Linked DNA regions of Homo sapiens: region 1 is linked to region 2. Evidence: read pairs that join two places in POLR2A ChIA-PET (ENCODE). Cell type or tissue: A673. All regions are shown on one strand. Each heading gives the region's core, and the rest is flanking DNA. Links, peaks and the distances in the headings are about the cores only. Region 1 overlaps BSDC1 (BSD domain containing 1). Region 2 overlaps KPNA6 (karyopherin subunit alpha 6).

Region 1 (8,332 bases), core at 77-8,076, 230 kb after region 2:
ATCATGCCTGGCTAACTTGTGTCTTTTATATGTACACTGTCCTCTTCATGCCAACTGACTCTTCCTAGGTTCTGGCCTTACCTCTGACACGGGATTCCTACCTAGCCTCCTAACTGGTCTTCCTGTCTTCTGTCTTTCTCTCTATTTCATTCTTCACAATGCTGCCCCAAGGGCTGCTTTACAAAATGCAAACTCTGATCACCCCAGGCCTCAAAACCTTTCATTGGCTCTCTATGGGAGGGCTTTTTAAGCTGGAGTCCAAGATGGGCTTCAAAGGGTCAAAGAATTCTCATATTGCACAAAAAGTTTGGTGGAGAGAGGGCTTGTCATTTTCAATAGATTTGTAAAGGCCTTTGTGACTAAAGAGAGGTCTAGAGCTACTACTGTGAGCCTTTTAGGCCAAAATTCCAACTGCCTGGTCTGGCACACAAAGCTCTTCACAATCTGGCTCCCACGAGCTGCTCTCACTGCCTTCACTTCCTCATACGCACCCTTTAACCCGGCGTTACTAAAAGGCGGGTGCTCCCTGCTCTCTCTGCCCACTCTCTTTGCCTGAATGCTCTTCCCGACTTCTCATAGTGAAACTAGCTGATTTCTAATTTAACCTTAAAACCCCAACTCCGTCCAGGCACGGTGGCTCATGCCTGTAATCCCTGCATTTTTGGGAGGCTGAGACGGGTGGGTCACCTGAGGTCAGGAGTTTGAGACCAGCCTGACCAACATGGTGAAACCCTGTCTCTACTAAAAATACAAAAATTAGCCAGATGTGGTGGCGGGCGCCTGTAAGCCCAGCTACTCGGGAGGCTGAGGAAAGAGAATTGCTAGAACCCGGGAGGCGGAGGTTGCAGTGAGCCGAGATCGCGCCATTGCACTCCATCCTGGGAGACAGGGTGAGACTCCATCTCAAAAACAAACAAACAAACAAACAAACAAACAAAACCCAACTCCAGCATCACTTGCTTGGTTCCCAGGCCAGGAAGGGTGCCATTCCTCTGGCTCCTGCTGCCCCGCTGCTCTGCAGAAGCAGTCATGCTGCTCTCTAGTATTTCTACTTTATTGACTGTTTCTGCTTTCCCCCTCTTAACTGCCAGTTCCTGGAGGGTTGGACTAGGTGGAGGGTTTGGCTCATTTCTGATCTCCAGTTCCCATAATGGGGTTTGCTGCATGGCAGGGGCTTAGCTAACAGGAGCTGAAGAGAAGGCAAGGGGGGCAGCAGGGCTGGGAGGGAGGCTGAGCTGAGGATGAGGGATGAGAGGGGCCAAGTCCCTGCAGGGTGGGCAGGACAGCTCAAGTTCAGGAAAGAAAAGAGAACATCCACCCACCCCACAAAGTATAAGGTACACACTAGTCTCACTCTGGTCTCCCTACATAGGGGGTGCCCGGCCTCTGCTACCTGAGACAAACAGGGTCTACAACCCAGCCCCCTTAGTCTACTTGCCCTACAAGCCCACCCGCTCAGTGCTACCCTCTCACCATCTGGTTCATTACAGTAGGTTGCTGGGTCCGACTGCAGGCTATAGAGGCGAGCCTGTAAGAAAAGGAGAAGAGGAAAACAGAAATTCTGAGATACTGGGCATAGAAAGCACCCTTTCTCTGCCAGGATACTCAGTCAACCACAATCCAGCTTCTCCCTTGTTGGCTGGGATACCCCCAGGGCATCTGTTAATTAGCACTGTGGCACAGAGAGTGGGGCACTAGGCTAGGCATCCAAAACTGGGGTTCCCAGAAAAATGGCCTTTCACCCAGTATTCTACCCCAAGAACTAAGAAAATACAGCATAAGCAGGCTACAAAATTATTTGTATAAAATGCTTTGTAGTAAGTAAAATTTGAAAAATGTTAGTGCCAATATGTTAATAAAGTCAAAATTTAGGGACAAATTTTAAAATAACACAATTTCCCTCAAATTAAAACCACTCAAGAATTTATTAATTGTATAGCCAGTCTCTACCAAGTTACGTTCCCACTAGGATCACAGGGTGGCAAACTTAGCTGGCAAAGACAAAGTCCACCTTTCTTCCTCAGTATTGCAGGAAGCATGGGCTATGTGTAAGCGGTCTGGTGATAATTCACTGTCGTTATAGCTCAAAATCTTATCAAACATTTTCACAATTCCACTCACATGTTCACTAAGTGGTGGCGCTAATGCTAGTGCTAAAACACATACTTGAAAAATCAGTACTTTTGGAACAAAAGTTCAATGTGGGCCGGGTGCGGTGGCTCACGCCTGTAATCCCAGCACTCTGGGAGGCCAAGGTAGGTGGATCTCTGGAGGTCTGGAGTTCAAAACCAGCCTGGCCAACATGGTGAAACCCCATCTCTACTAAAAATACAAAAATTAGCCGGGCATGGTGATGTGCGCCTGTAATCCCAGATACTCAGGATGCTGAGGCAGGAGAATCGCTTGAACCCAGGAGGTGGAGGTTGCAGTGAGCCGAGATTGCTCCACTGCACTCCAGTCTGGGCGACAGAGAGAGACTCCATCTCAAAAAAAAAAAAAAAAACAGAAGTCAATGTGATAAAATGCTACAAAGCCAGCCTAGGCAACATGGGGAAACCCTATTTCTACAAGCATAAAAATTAGCTGAGCGTGGTGATGTGTGCCTATAGTCCCAGCTGCTCAGGAGGCTGAGGTGGGAGGAGCACCTTAGGAGATCGAGGCTGCCATGAGCTGTGATCGCACCACTGCACTCCAGCCTGGGGGACAGAGGGAGACCCTATTTCAAAAAAAAAACAAAAAACAAAAAACAAACAAAAAAACTACGAAGAGGGCCCAACTGCCATGACATTATATTGTGAATTTAGAAGAAAACACTCCATGAAATAGAAAATACAATGTGGCCAGGCGCGGTGGCTTACGCCTGTAATCTCAGTACTTTAGGGGGCTGAGGTAGGAGGATCACTTGAGCCCAGGGGTTTGAGACCAGCCTAGGCAGAATAGGGAGACCTCATCGCTACAAAAAAAAAAAAAAAAGGCCAGGTGTGGTGGTGCACGCCTGTGGTCCCCGCTACTAGGGATACTAGGGAGGTTGAGGTGGGAGGAACACTTGAGACCAGGAAGTTGAAGCTGCAGTGAGCTGGGATCATGCCACCGCACTCCAGCCTGGGTGACAGAGTGAGACCGTCTCAAAAAAAAAAAAAAAAAAAAAAGAAGAAGAAAAGAAAATGCAGCAAAAATACGCTACTGTGGCTGTTGCTTTAAGTGCTCTGAAGACACCTCTCTCCCCTTACCTATACGTGTATTACTAGAAATTAGTCTAAATAACCCAAATGTGGAGATTATGCCTCTAAAAATGCTCTCCACAGCGTTCCTTATTATGCTTGAAAGCTGAAAGGAATCCAAATATGCAACATGAAGGAAATAATGGAATAAATAATGCTATATTCACTTGTAAGAATTTAAAGACATTAAAAATTATGGCTGGCTGGGCACAGTGGCTCACTCCTGTAATCCTAGCACTTTGGGAGACCAAGCTGGGAGTCACTTGAGCCTAGGCATTTGAGACCAGCCTGGGCAACACAGTGAGACCCCGTTTCTACCAAAATAATTTTTTTAAATTAGTTGGGTGTGGTGGTTCACGCCAGTGGTCCCAGCTACTCAGGAGACTGAGGTGGAAGGACCCTTGAGCCTGGAAAGTCGGGGCTGCAATGAGCCATGATTGTGCCACTGAGCCCCAGAGAGAGCTTGGGTGACAGAGTGAGACCCTGTCTCATTAAAAAAAAAAAAAAAGATGATTAGGAAAGATGCTATGTTTGTTGATTTTTTAAAAGTAGGTTACAAAACTGCATGTATAAAATGTCTTTTTTGTTCAGAAGAAAAAACCAAACTATCTTTACCTATGTTTATAAACAAAAACAAATGTAAGGTTATATACCAATAAGAAATCAGGGGTTCTCTTTGGGTGATGCAATTGTGAGTTTAAAAATAATTATCCTGTCCTTGCTTACTGGTATTTTCTGATTTACTATTAATAATATACCCATATTTATTTTTTGGCCTGAACATGGGCTGCTTTTGTGAGTACAGGATGGAAGTTAAAGCCCAGGTTACAGATGTTAGGCATCTGCAGGGGAGACTGTCAGTGAATACCTTGGTGCCATCATAGGGCTCAGCTGTGCCAGACGGTGTGCCCATCAGGGTGATGACATCGCAGTCGATGGTTTTGTCTGGCGAAGGGGCAAAGGTGTCTGAGATCACCCCTAGGAAGTCAGATAACCCTTTCTTCATCTTCTCTGTTGCTCCTGAGGAGCCTTCCGTCTGTATAGAGAACGGGCAGAGGAAGCAAGCGCCCCGGGAACAGGCTGCAATCTGGGGTATGGGGGTAAAACATTGGGGCAAAGGTGTACCGTGTGTTGGGGGACCAGGGAAGCGCTCACGACCCTTCACCCGTCTCTGGGGCTGCAGGAGAGGGAGGAGGCAAGGGTCCTCCATCCCCCAAGTGGGGCTGCAGAACAGGGCCATGGTAGGCCTGTGTAGATCAGAGATCTTTGATTGGCTGTTTCATCAAAATTTCAAGGTCAGTCAGGCCGGTCAAAACTTGGCCAGAGAAGGTCCATGCCATAGACACATCAACAGGGAAGAGAGCCTATGGGTAGAGTGGTGGAAAGGGTACTAGCTTCGGAGTTAGACAAAGCTGGTTTGAATCCTTGCTCTACCACTTGTTGGTCATGAGACCGAAACCCTTTCTGAACCTCAGTTTCCTTATTATAAAATGGGGTTAAGTATACATCCTTCATAGGGTTACCATGAAGATTAAAAGATAGGGTATGGACAATGCCTGGCACACAGCATACGCTTAATAAACTGCAGCATTGTAATACTGCAATTTCATCATCATCATTGCTCAGGAAGTAGAATACTTTGTACAAAAGGTTGGAAACATATGGGCAGGATTAGAACAGATAGCCTTGCCTTGCCTGGGACCAACTGAGGGTCACTATACAGACCACACTGGTCAGAATGCCTTCCAGCAGACAGGGATAGGGTGCTGAGAAAAGGGTCTAAAAACCTCATGGAAAATTTTATTTACTCTTGATTAAGCTGCTGAAGCATTTTAAACCTAGAACCTATCATAGTGCCTGGCACATATTGTTACAGGTAACAATATTTGTTGAATGAAAAAAAAAAGAATAAATGAATGAAATAAACAAGTGATATCTCTGCTATTGACTAGACTTATAGCAGTTTAGCAGGGTTACAACTTGTCATTCATGCTCATCAGTAGCTGTGATTAGCAGGTGGACGGTATTTTACAAGAGGATTCAGCAAAATAAGCTTGTCTAAAAAAATTCCAAAACTCATTTTTTGTAACATGAGTAATTAATTACAAGATAATTGATTCAGCTGGTGATCAAATTAAGAAGCTGCAATCTGTTCCAATGCTAAAGGAAAAATTGTAATATAAAAAACAGTATGCTTTACCTCACTGGAAACTTCAGAACTTTGCAGGGATATCTTTGACCACAATTTTTCCTTCTCACACTGACTTTAGAATCTAACTTCCATCTTATAAGAGGTTTCCACTGTACATTTCTGATTAATAAAAACAGTATTGGGGGAGGGGGACAAGGATTGAAAAACTACCTATGGGGTACTAGTCGGTGATGGGTTCATTAAAAGCCCAAACCTCAGCATATACACAATATGCCCATGTAACAAACCTGTGCATGTATCCCCTGAATCTAAAATTAGAAAACAACAAACAAGCCAGGCACGGTGGCTCATGCCTGTAATCCCAGCACTTTGGGAGGCCGAAGCAGGTGGATCCCTTTAGCTCAGGAGTTTGAGACCAGCCTGGGCAACAGAGTGAAACCCTATCTCTACAAAAAATACAAAAATTAGCTGGGTGTGGTGGCATGCACCTGTGGTCCCAGCTATTTGGGAGGCTGAGGTGGGGGAATCACTTGAGCCCAGGAGGCAAAGGTTGCAATGAGCTGAGATCATGCCACTGCACTCCAGCCTGGGCAAGAGAGAGAGACCCCGTCTCAAAACAATAACCACCACCACCAAAGAACAGGACCAGTAAGAAAATAAGTTGGTACAACATTTCTGGAGGGCAGTTTTGAGTAGATAGTAAAAGGCTTAACCTAACCACTCTGTGATACTTTCCACAATTTTATTATAAAGCAAATATTATGGCACTGGGTAAAGGTTTAGTAGAATGTTTACTGTAGCTCAGTGTACAATACTGGAAAAAACTGAAGTAAGAAAGCAGCAACTGGTTAAATCCACATAATGGAATACCATGCCACTTACTACACTCTAGAATAAGGTTTGCAGTTTAAGTAAAAAAATAAGGGCTGGGCGCGGTGGCTCACGCCTGTAGTCCCAGCACTTTGGGAGATTGAGGTGGGCAGATCACAAGGTCAGGAGATCGAGACCATCCTGGCTAACACGGTGCACCCCGTCTCTACTAAAAAATACAAAAAACTAGCCAGGCGTGGTGGCGGGCGCCTGTAGCCCCAGCTACTTGGGAGGCTGAGGCAGGAGAATAGCATGAACCCGGGAGGCGGAGCTTGCAGTGAGCCGAGATGGCGCCACTGCACTCCAGCCTGGGCGACAGATGGAGACTCCAACTCAAAAAAAAAAAAAAAAAAAAAATAGGTTACAAAACATGGTGTTCAATTGACCCCAGTTTTGAAAAAGAAGTGTACATAAGTGATACACCCCCAAAATATTAACAGTAGCTATCTTTGGAAGATGGAATTATGGATGTCTCTAGGTCTTTCTCTCTCTCTCTTCCTTTTCTCATTCTTTCTCTTTTCTTTCACTTGTCTGTGTTTTCTAAATTGTCAACATGAATGACTTTGCTAATGGAAAACATTTGCTAAAACAATACAGAAGTGGGAAAACTAATTATTACTTAAAATATGCAGCTTGTTTGGTTGCCAGACACAATTCTTTCAAAATGGGAGGAAAAGTAATCCACATATTTTTCCCCATATGGAAAAATAATCACTTAATGGTAGAAAGGTTGGGAGCCCAGGACAGGACAGGTTGCGAGGGGCAGTTACTTGGGAGGGTTTGGGTGGTACTCACAGCCAGCTTCTCCTTGACCACGCTGGCCGTGGCTGCGATGGTACAGGCCGTGTCATGCTGCACCACCTGGGTAAACTCCGTCAGGTCCCGCTTCATAAACTCCAAGGCTTCAGAGGACTGTGGGAAGACAGAGAGGGATGCCAGGGCCAGCTGGCCCCACCACCCCTTGTTCCTGTTCCCTGTGTTTCTTCAGTACCAGACAGACAAATGGAAATCTCCAGCGGCAGGGGAGCTTCGGCTCAGAAACAATGCTCATTTGTCCCAATTCCATGATCTGGGATTACCTGACAGCAGAGAGTGCAGGGGAATTTCCTGCTACTCTGAGCATGAGGACTGAGTCTCAGCCTAGGCACTCGCAAGCTATGTGGCCATGAGTAAGTCTCATCTAGTTCTCAGTTTTCTCCTGTAAAATGAGGTGATCTAGATCAGAGATTCTCAAGAGCAAACAGGAAAAGAGGGGGCATAGTCTGAAAACAATACTGACTTTGATGAATTGCTTTGATATGCTTTAAATCACGATATTCATACCAAGTTTCAAATAACATGAAAAAAAGGTATGTGATTTTTTTTTTTTTTTCTTGAGACAGAGTCTCGCTCTCGTTGCCCAGGCTGGAGTGCAATGGCACGATCTCGGCTCACCGCAACCTCCGCCTCCCGGGTTCAAGCGATTTTCGTGCCTCAGCCTCCCGAGTAGCTGGGATTACAGGCATGCGCCACCACGCCCAGCTAATTTTGTATTTTTAGTAGAGATGGGGTTTCTCCATGTTGGTCAGGCTGGTCTCGAACTCCCAACCTCAGGTGATCCGCCCACCTTGGCCTCCCAAAGTGTTGAGATTATAGGCGTGAGCCACCCAGCCTAAGGCATGTGATTTTTTTTATCAAAGGAAAGTGTTTCTATTTTTACTTTTTTTGTTACAGAGAAATTGAGTTGAAATATGAGGCAGTATGTGAAGTTATTTGCCTTCGGGTTTAAGAATTAGTAATTACTAATTGTATTAGTAACAGCAATAGCTTGGAAAGCTATTTTATGAGTAATTCTTAACAATTTAATATCAGTAAAAAGGCATGTGATTTTTTACATTCAACAAAGGAGGAAGCGGTCAAGAGAAAGACTAGATCAGATTCTCTTGGAGGCCTTCTTGGTTCTACCATCCCGAGGTTCTATTCATATACAAAGCTCCTTTGGGCAGAATGCATATTTGCTCCTGCTAAACCAATCTGTTTCTCAGCCTGCACCCAGACCTCACTTGAGAAAGCAGACCCTCAGCTCACTTCTAGGTCTTGCCCTGTCTTG
Region 2 (8,332 bases), core at 259-8,258:
CTTCTTTCTTGCTGCTTTCAGGATTCTGTCTTTGGCTTTCATCAGTTTGATTATGTGTCTCAATGTGGATATTTTCTTTTTCTTTTTTGAGACAGAATCTCACTCTATCACCCAGGCTGGAGTACAGTGGCATGATCTCGGCTCAATGCAGTCTCTGCCTCCCAGGTTCAAGTGATTCTCCTGTCTTAGCCCCCCCACTTGCTGGGATTACAAGTGCGTTCCACCATGCCTGGCTAATTGGTTTTTTAGTAGGTGCCACCATGCCTGGCTAATTTTTGTTTTTTTTTAGTATAGACACAGGGTTTCACCCTGTTGGCCAGGCTGATCTCGAACTCCTGACCTCAGTTGATCCACCTGCCTCAGTATCCCAAATGTGTATATCTTCATTAGAGTTCATTGAGCTCCTTCATGTGTAGATTCATGTGTTTTATTTAATTTGGGAAGTTTTTGACCATATTTTTTCAAATATTCTACCTCTTTATCTTCTGCTCTTAGGACTCCCATAATGTGGTGTATATTGGTCTTTTTTTTTTTTCTTTTTTTTTTTTTGAGAAGGAGTCTCGCTTTGTCACCCAGGCTGGAGTGCGATCTCGGCTCACTGCAACCTCCACCTCCCGGGTTCAAGCAATTCTCCTGCCTCACCTCCTGAGTAGCTGGGATTACAGGCGCACGCCACCACGCCTGGGTATGTTTTTTGTATTTTTAGTAGAGATGGGGTTTCACCATATTGGCCAGGCTGGTCTCAAACATCTGACCTTGTGATCCACCCGCCTCAGCCTCCCAAAGTGCTGGGATTATAGGCATGAGCCACTGCGCCCGGCCCCCCTACTTTTTTTTCAATAGAGATGAGATCTTGCCTATGTTGCCTAGGCTGGTCTCAAACTGTGGGCTCAAGCTGTCCTCCTGCCTCAGCCTCCAAAATTGCTGGGATTACAATCATGAGCCACCGTGCCGGCCATATTGGTCCTTTTAATGGTATTCCATGGGTCCACTCGATTCTGTTCATTTTTCTTCATTCTTTATTCTTTCTGCTCCTCAGATTGGATAATTTTAATTGATCTGTCTCCAAGTTTGCTACTTTTTTTTCTATCTGCTTGTATCTGCTGTTGAACCCCTCTAGTGAATTTTTTATTTCAATAAGTGTACTTTTGAGCTCTAGAACATTTGTTTGGTTCCTTTTTATAATTTCTTTCTTTTTATTGATATTCTCATTTTATTCATGTATTGTGTTTCAGATTTCCTTTAGTTCATTGTCCAGGTTTTTCTTTATCTCTTTGAGCATATTTAGGACAGTTGTTTTAGAATCTGTCTAGTAAGTCCAGTCTCTGGGCTTCCTGAGGGATGGTTTCCTATTTTTATAAAATTATTTAAAATAGAAACAGGGTCTCCCTATGTTGCCCAGGATGGTCTCTAACTCCTGGCCTCAGGCAGTCCTATCATCTTGGCCTCCCGAAGTATTGGGATTATAGGCTTGAGCTACCACACGCAGCTAGGAATGGTTTCTACTTTATTCCGCGAATGGGCCATGCTTCCCTGTTTTTGTGTGTGTGTCCATGTGCCTTATTTTTTAAAGACAATTTTTAAATGGCAAAAAAGTTATTTTATGTTTATCTGCCATATCTAGTGTTTTTCATTTTGTGGATATCCGAGTTTCCATCTGGTATCATTTTCCTTCTACTTGAAGACTTTTAGCATTTCTTTAGTGCAGGTCAGCTAGAGAAAAAGTCTCTCAGCTTTTATCTGAAAAAGTCTTTATTAATATTATTTTTAATTTAGCCCATGACCTGCTGAATTGCTTTCATTTCAAAAAGTATCTTTGTTGGATATAAAATTCTAGTTTACCAGCTTTTTGTTTTTTCCAGAACATTAAAAATGTTTTGTTGTTTTCTGACTTACGGTTTCTGACAAGAAGCTAGGCCATTCTTATCTTTGGTCTTAATAGGTCTTTATCTGGCTGCTTTTAAGATTTTATCTATCGCTGCTTTTCAAGATTTTGGTTGTGATGTGTCTTGTGATTTTCTTTGTTTTTATCTTGCTTAAGGATTAGCATAGCTTTTAGGGTTAATGGGATTAGATCTGGAAAATTTTTAGTCTTTTTTTTTTTTTTTTTTTTTTTGAGACAGGGTCTTACTCTATTGCCCAGGCTGTAGTGCAGTAGCATGATCTTGGCTCACTGCAACCTCCGCCTCCCGGGTTCAAGTGATTCTCCTTCCTCAGCCTCCCGAGTAGCTGGGATTACAGGCACCAGCTACCACGCCTGGCTAATTTTTATATTTTTAGTAGAGACAGGCTTTCACCATATTGGCCAGGCTGGTCTGGAACTCCTGGCCTCAAGTGATCCATCTGCCTCGGCCTCCCAACGTGTTGGGATTACAGGCTTGAGCCACCATGCCCTGCCAATTTTTAGTCTTTGCTTGTAAATGTTTTTCTGTCTGCCTCTCAATTTTTTTCCCCTGTGAATCCAGTTACTAATATATGAGAGCACTTGAAACCATCCTACTATCTACTGAAGTGTCATTTCTGGATCTAACTTTTGACTGATTTTTCTCCTATGGGTCACAATTTTTCTGCTGCTTAGCATGTATAGTACTTTTTGTTGTTTGTTCATTTGGAGACAGAGTCTCCCTCTGTCACCAGGCTGGAGTGCAGTAGCATGATCTCTGCTCACTGCAACTTCCACCTCCCTGGTTCAAGTGATTCTCCTGCCTCAGCCTCCCGAGTAGCTGGGACTACAGGTGCGTGCCACCAAGCTCAGCTAATTTTTGTATTTTTAGTAGAAACGAGGTTTCACCATGTTGGCCAGGATGGTCTCAATCTCTTGACCTCGTGGTCCGCCCACCTCGGCCTCCCAAAGTGCTGGGATTACAGCCGTGAGCCACCACGCCCCGGCTGTTTTTGTTTTTTAGAGACAGGGTCTCACTCTGTTGCCCAGGCTGGAGTACAGCGGTGCAGTCATAGCTCACTGCAGCCTTGAAGAACTCCTAGGTTCTTCAAGCTATCCTCCCACCTCAGCCTTCCAAAGTGCTGAGATTTATAGGCATGAGCCACCATGCCTGGCTCTGGCCCATAATTTTTAATTGGATTCCAAGCATTGTGAATTTTGTTTTTAGTGTCTGGATTTTGTTGTCTTTTTTTTAAAGGATGTAGGGCGTTTTATAGGTGTTCTGTTTTAGCAGTGTAAGGCTCGTTTTTAAGCTTCATGAGTAGCCTTTTCTGGGAATAGTTTAATCCCACTACTAAGCCATAGCCCTTCTTAGGGTCTCTACTATGCCCTAAGTGATCAGGGAGAAATCCCCATTCAGATTTGTCTAAAGTCTCTCAGCCCTGTGCGAGCTCTGGGAACTGCTGAGCTTACATACAGCTTCTCAGTTGCCCTTTGTGTGACTCATGGAGCTTCACCCAGCATGTATGCATCCTTAGTCTTCAGCAAAGATTTAGGGAACCCCAAACAGATTTCCCAATTTTTTTTTTCTGCCTATTTCTCTCCTCGCTGGAATGCTGTCTCAGTGTTTTCAGCCACCTCAGTCTCACTGAAGTCTCTAGTCTCTCCTCCACTGGTGAGATTTCCGTGGTGCTGTTTGGGACCCCTCTTCTGCTATAGAATGTGCCTCTGGGCAGAAAGCCAAGGAGACAAGTAGAGCTCACTTAATTCGTTTCCCTCTTGGAGAATCACAATTCTGCATTGCTGTTGCCCGATGTCTGAAACAGTTTATAGCAACAGGGGAAATCCTATCCCTCTTATTCCATCATGGCTGGAAGTGGAAGTGATAACTATATTAATATCCAACAAAAGAAAAAGGGCAACAAAGGGCATTGTTAAGGAATAATTTGGCTCACTTTATAACAAACTTCTATTCACAGTCAAGATACAACAGTTCTAAATTTGTATGCTTCTAATGAAATAGTATTAAAATACATAAAGCAAAATTAAACTACGGGGTAAAATGGCTACATTCACTATCAATAAGGAAAACATTAGTGAAGTGAAACATTAATAGAAGATTTGAACAACATGATGGGCATGGTGGCTCATGCCTATAATCCCAGCACTTTGGGAGGCTGAGGCAGGGGGATTGTTGAGGACAGGAGTTCAAGACCAGCCTAGACGATATAGTGAGACCCCCATCTCTACAAAAAAAACGTAAAGATTAGCCACTCATGGTAGTACGAGCCTGTAGTCCCAGCTACTCAGGCTAAGGCAAGAGAATTGTTTTAGCCCTGGAAGTTGAGGCTGTGGTGAGCTGTGATCGTGCACTGCACTCCAGCCTAGGCAATAGAGGGAGGCCCTATCTCAAAAAATAATGAATAAATAAAGAACAACATGATGACAACTTAATTTAATGGACATGATATTCAGAAAGCCATGCACAATAATTTAAGAATACAGATTCTTCTCAAGCACACATGGGACACTTATGTAAATTGAATAAATCAAAAGTAATTAGATATTTAGGACTGAATTACAATACAAATATTAATTTGAAGGAAATTTATAAGCCTTAGAAAGGTAATATAGAAGTATAGTGTGGGGCCAGGCACGGTGGCTCACACCTGTAATCCCAGCACTTTGGGAGGCCGAGGCAGGTGGATCACGAGGTCAAGAGATCAAGACCATCCTGGCTAACATGGTGAAACCCCATCTCTACTAAAAATAGAAAAAATTAGCCAGACGTGGTGGCGGGCGCCTGTAGTCCCAGCTACTCGGGAGGCTGAGGCAGGAAAATGGCGTGAACCCAGGAGGCGGAGCTTGCAGTGAGCCGAGATGGCGCCATTGCACTCCAGCCTGGGCAACAGAGGGAGACTCTGTCTAAAAAAAATAAAAATAAAAATAAAAAAAATTAGCCCTGCGTGCACACCTGCAATCCCAGCTGCTTGGGAGGCTGAGGCAGGAGAATCACATGAACCCAGGAGGCGGAGGGTTGCAGTGAGCCAAGATCGCGCCACTGCACTCCAGCCTGGGTGACAGAGTGAGACTCCATCTCAAAAAAAAAAAAAAAAAAAAAAGTATAGTGTGAACATTTAATTACTTAGATATACAACTTAAATTAGAAAAAATGTAGAAAGGGGATAGAAATCATATAGTAGAGAAGACTCAATGAAGCTAAAACTTGGATCTTGCAAAAGACTAAAATAAAAATAGTCAAGTCTCTGGTAAAGGTTCTCAGGAACAAAAGAGGGCACAAATAAGACAATATTAAGGATGAAGAAAGTACACAGTCACAGATAACTGATTTAAAAGAACGTGAACAGGCCAGGCGCAGTGGCTCATGCCTGTAATCCCAGCACTTTGGGAGGCCGAGGCAGGCAGTTCACCTGAGGTCAGGAGTTCGAGATCAGCCTGGCCAACATGGTGAAACCCCGTCTCTACTAAAAATACAAAAATTAGCCGTATTAGGCGTGGTGGCAGGCACCTGTAGTCCCAGCTACTCAGGAGGGTGAGGCAGGAGAATCATTTGAATCTGGGTGGCATAGGTTGCAGTGAGTCAAGATGGTGCCATTGCACTCCAGCCTGGGCAACAAAAGTGAAACTCTGTCTCAAAAAAAAAAAAAAAAAAAGAAGAAAAATATTTAAAAATACAGAAACAAACATTTTTCACAGAAGGGGAAACATATAGCTAATAACAACATGAAATCTAACCTCATTAGTAATCTGGGATATGCAAATAATCATCTCTGTGAAATACTTTATGACACCCAGTAGATTGTCAAAAGTATTGGTCAAGATATTTGTCAGTGGCAGTACTATGGAAGACAACTTTGGCACTAGCTGGTCAAGTTAACATTTATTTACCTACAACTGAGTAATTCACTGCTTAGAACAGCAGTTCTTGGCTGGACGTGGTTGCTCATGCCTATAGTCCCAGCACTTTGGGAGGCCAAGGCAGGTGGATCACCTGAGGTCAGGAGTTTGAGACCAGCCTGGCCAACATGGTGAGACCCCGTCTCTACTAAAAATATAAAAATTAACCAGTTGTGGTGGTGTGCGCCTGTAATCCCAGCTACTCGGAAGGCTGAGGCAGGAGAATCACGTGAGCCCAGGAGGCAGAGGTTGCAGTGAGTCGATACCGTGCCACTGCACTCCAGCCTGGGTGACAGAGTGAGACCCTGTCTCAAAAAAAAAAAACAGCATTTCTCAAAGTATGGTCTGCAGACCCCTGGGATTACGGGTGGGAGCCACTGTGCCTGATGTGTTCCTGTTTTATTAAAGATTAAATTCTGAAGCAATAAAAGTTACAGGAGCTTGTCCAAGGTTGCACAGCTAACAAGTAGAAGGGTCAGGATGTGAACCCAGACAATCTGTCTCTAGGGCCCACACTTTTAACTACTAAGCTTATACCAATTGCTTTAATACCACCTGTTTAGCAAGCTTATTGTAATTAAAAGATACTGGGGCTGGGGGGTGGGTAGAGATGTCAGGTGCTATTGAGAGCTCCCAGAGAGCTGTATTCCCCCCAGAGTAGGGGAGGGTGAAGGGTGGGTAGGGATAGAAGTCTAGTGAAAAGGAAATGCTGTCCTCTCAAGAGTTTTTGGCAGTGTGTATCTTTTCTTCTAGAGACCATGGCGAGCCCAGGGAAAGACAATTATCGAATGAAGAGCTATAAGAACAATGCTCTAAACCCTGAAGAAATGAGACGAAGAAGAGAGGAAGAGGGCATTCAGCTCCGGAAGCAGAAGCGAGAGCAACAAGTGAGTTAATGGGAGTATTCTCAAACATACTATTCTGGGAAACAAGCCCCTATGGTTGGCCTCCACCATGCACCCTGACTTGCCCTGTAGAAAAGTAGCTTACTAGGTGGGCATGGTGGCTCATGTCTGTAATCCCAGCACTTTGGGAGGCCAAGGCAGGCAGATCACCTGAGGTCAGGAGTTCAAGACCAGCCTGGCCAACATGGTGAAACTTCATTTTCTCTACTAAAAATACAGAAATTAGCCGGACGTGGTGGCATGCGCCTGCAATCTCAGCTACTTGGGAGGCTGAAGCAGGAGAATTGCTTGAACCTGGGAGGCGGAGGTTGCAGGAGCTGAGTTCGTGCCATTGCACTCCAGCCTGGGCAACAAGAGTGAAACTCCATCTCAAAAAAAAAAAAAAAAAAAAAAAGAAAAGTAGCTTACTTACTGAGTGAGCTACTCATCCAGTTTCCTTTGTTGTAAATAAATGTTGGGAGCTTTGAGAAAGAGAAAACTGACCTTATCCCCTTTTCACAAGTTAGACCAACTTAGACATCATTTATGTCTTTACTGTAACATTCTAGTTCTAGTTCCTTGTTACCTTTTCTTTTCTTTTTTTTTTCTTTTTTTTTTTTTGAGACGGAGTCTGATTCTGTCACCCAGGCTGGAGTGCAATGGCACGATCTCTGCTCACTGCAACCTCTGCCTCCTGGGTTCAAGCAATTCTCCTGCCTTAGCCTCCCGAGTAGCTAGGATTACGGGCATGTACCACCACGTCCAATTAACTTTGTATATTTTTGGTAGAGACTGGGTTTCACCATGTTGGCCAGACTGGTCTCGAACTCCTGACCTTGTGATCTGCCCAGATCTGCCCGCCTCAGCCTCCCATAGTGCTGGGATTACAGGCGTAAGCCACCACGCCCAGCCTGAGACTATAATAATGCCTCACCATCTGCACTCCTACGCCACCCCGCCAACAGATTCAGTCACCTGATTATTATTATTTATTTATTTATTTATTTATTTATTTATTTATTTATTGAGACAAGGTCTCACTCTGTCACCCAGGCTGGAGTGCAGTGAGTGCAGTGAGTGACATGATCTCAGCTCACTGCAGCCTCAAGCTCCCGGGCTCAAGTGATCCTTCTTCCTCAGCCTCCTGCATAGCTGGACTATAGGCATGTACCACCACGCCCGGCTAATTTTTGTGGATTTTTTTTTTTTTTTTTTTTTTGTACAGACAGGGTTTTGCCATGTTGCCCAGGCTGGTCTTGAACTCCTGAGCTGAAGTGATCCACCTGCCCTGGCCTCCCAGAGTGCTGGGATTGCAGGCATGCGCCACTGTGCCTGGCCAACCTAACCTGATTTTGCCCACCCTTTTGCTATACTATCATTCCTTTTTTTCTTTTTTTTTTTTAAGACAGGATCTTGCCCTGTTGCCCAGGTTGGAGTACAGTGGCGTGATCTTGGCCCACTGCTGCCTCTGCCTCCAAGTCCTTGAATATCTTTTCCATGTTAGTAATCAATAGTCTCCTCTTCTCTTTGTGGAATACATTCCAGGACCCACAGTGGATGCCTGAAACTGCAGATATTACTGAACCTTACATATACTATGTTTTTTTTCATGTTTTCATCTTTTTACTTAAAGGAAGCACTTTACAGC

The links. Peaks named below come from ENCODE experiments on the same cell type or tissue, not always from the same donor. Only the 100,000 strongest peaks of a DNase experiment are listed, where the experiment ranks them.
Region 1: POLR2A ChIA-PET joins it to region 2 with 10 read pairs; 3 of 35 experiments call an interaction of 5 or more read pairs at or near these places.

What each region holds. Positions count from the first base shown.
Region 1 is chr1:32,379,741-32,388,072 of GRCh38, forward strand. BSDC1 (BSD domain containing 1) reads right to left here. Exons shown (of 11, transcript NM_018045.8): 3 at 7,039-7,155; 4 at 4,090-4,257; 5 at 1,474-1,528. Among named protein-coding and RNA genes, the nearest start is that of BSDC1, 11 kb to the right of the region's middle. In A673, for the core only: no CTCF peak of the experiment used is centred there; no DNase peak of the experiment used is centred there; H3K27ac peaks cover 293 bases.
Region 2 is chr1:32,148,035-32,156,366 of GRCh38, forward strand. It overlaps KPNA6 (karyopherin subunit alpha 6), which reads left to right. Exons shown (of 14, transcript NM_012316.5): 2 at 6,554-6,687. Among named protein-coding and RNA genes, the nearest start is that of TXLNA, 27 kb to the right of the region's middle. In A673, for the core only: no CTCF peak of the experiment used is centred there; DNase peaks (open chromatin) are centred at 3,067, 3,367 and 3,617; H3K4me3 peaks cover 929 bases; H3K27ac peaks cover 2,317 bases.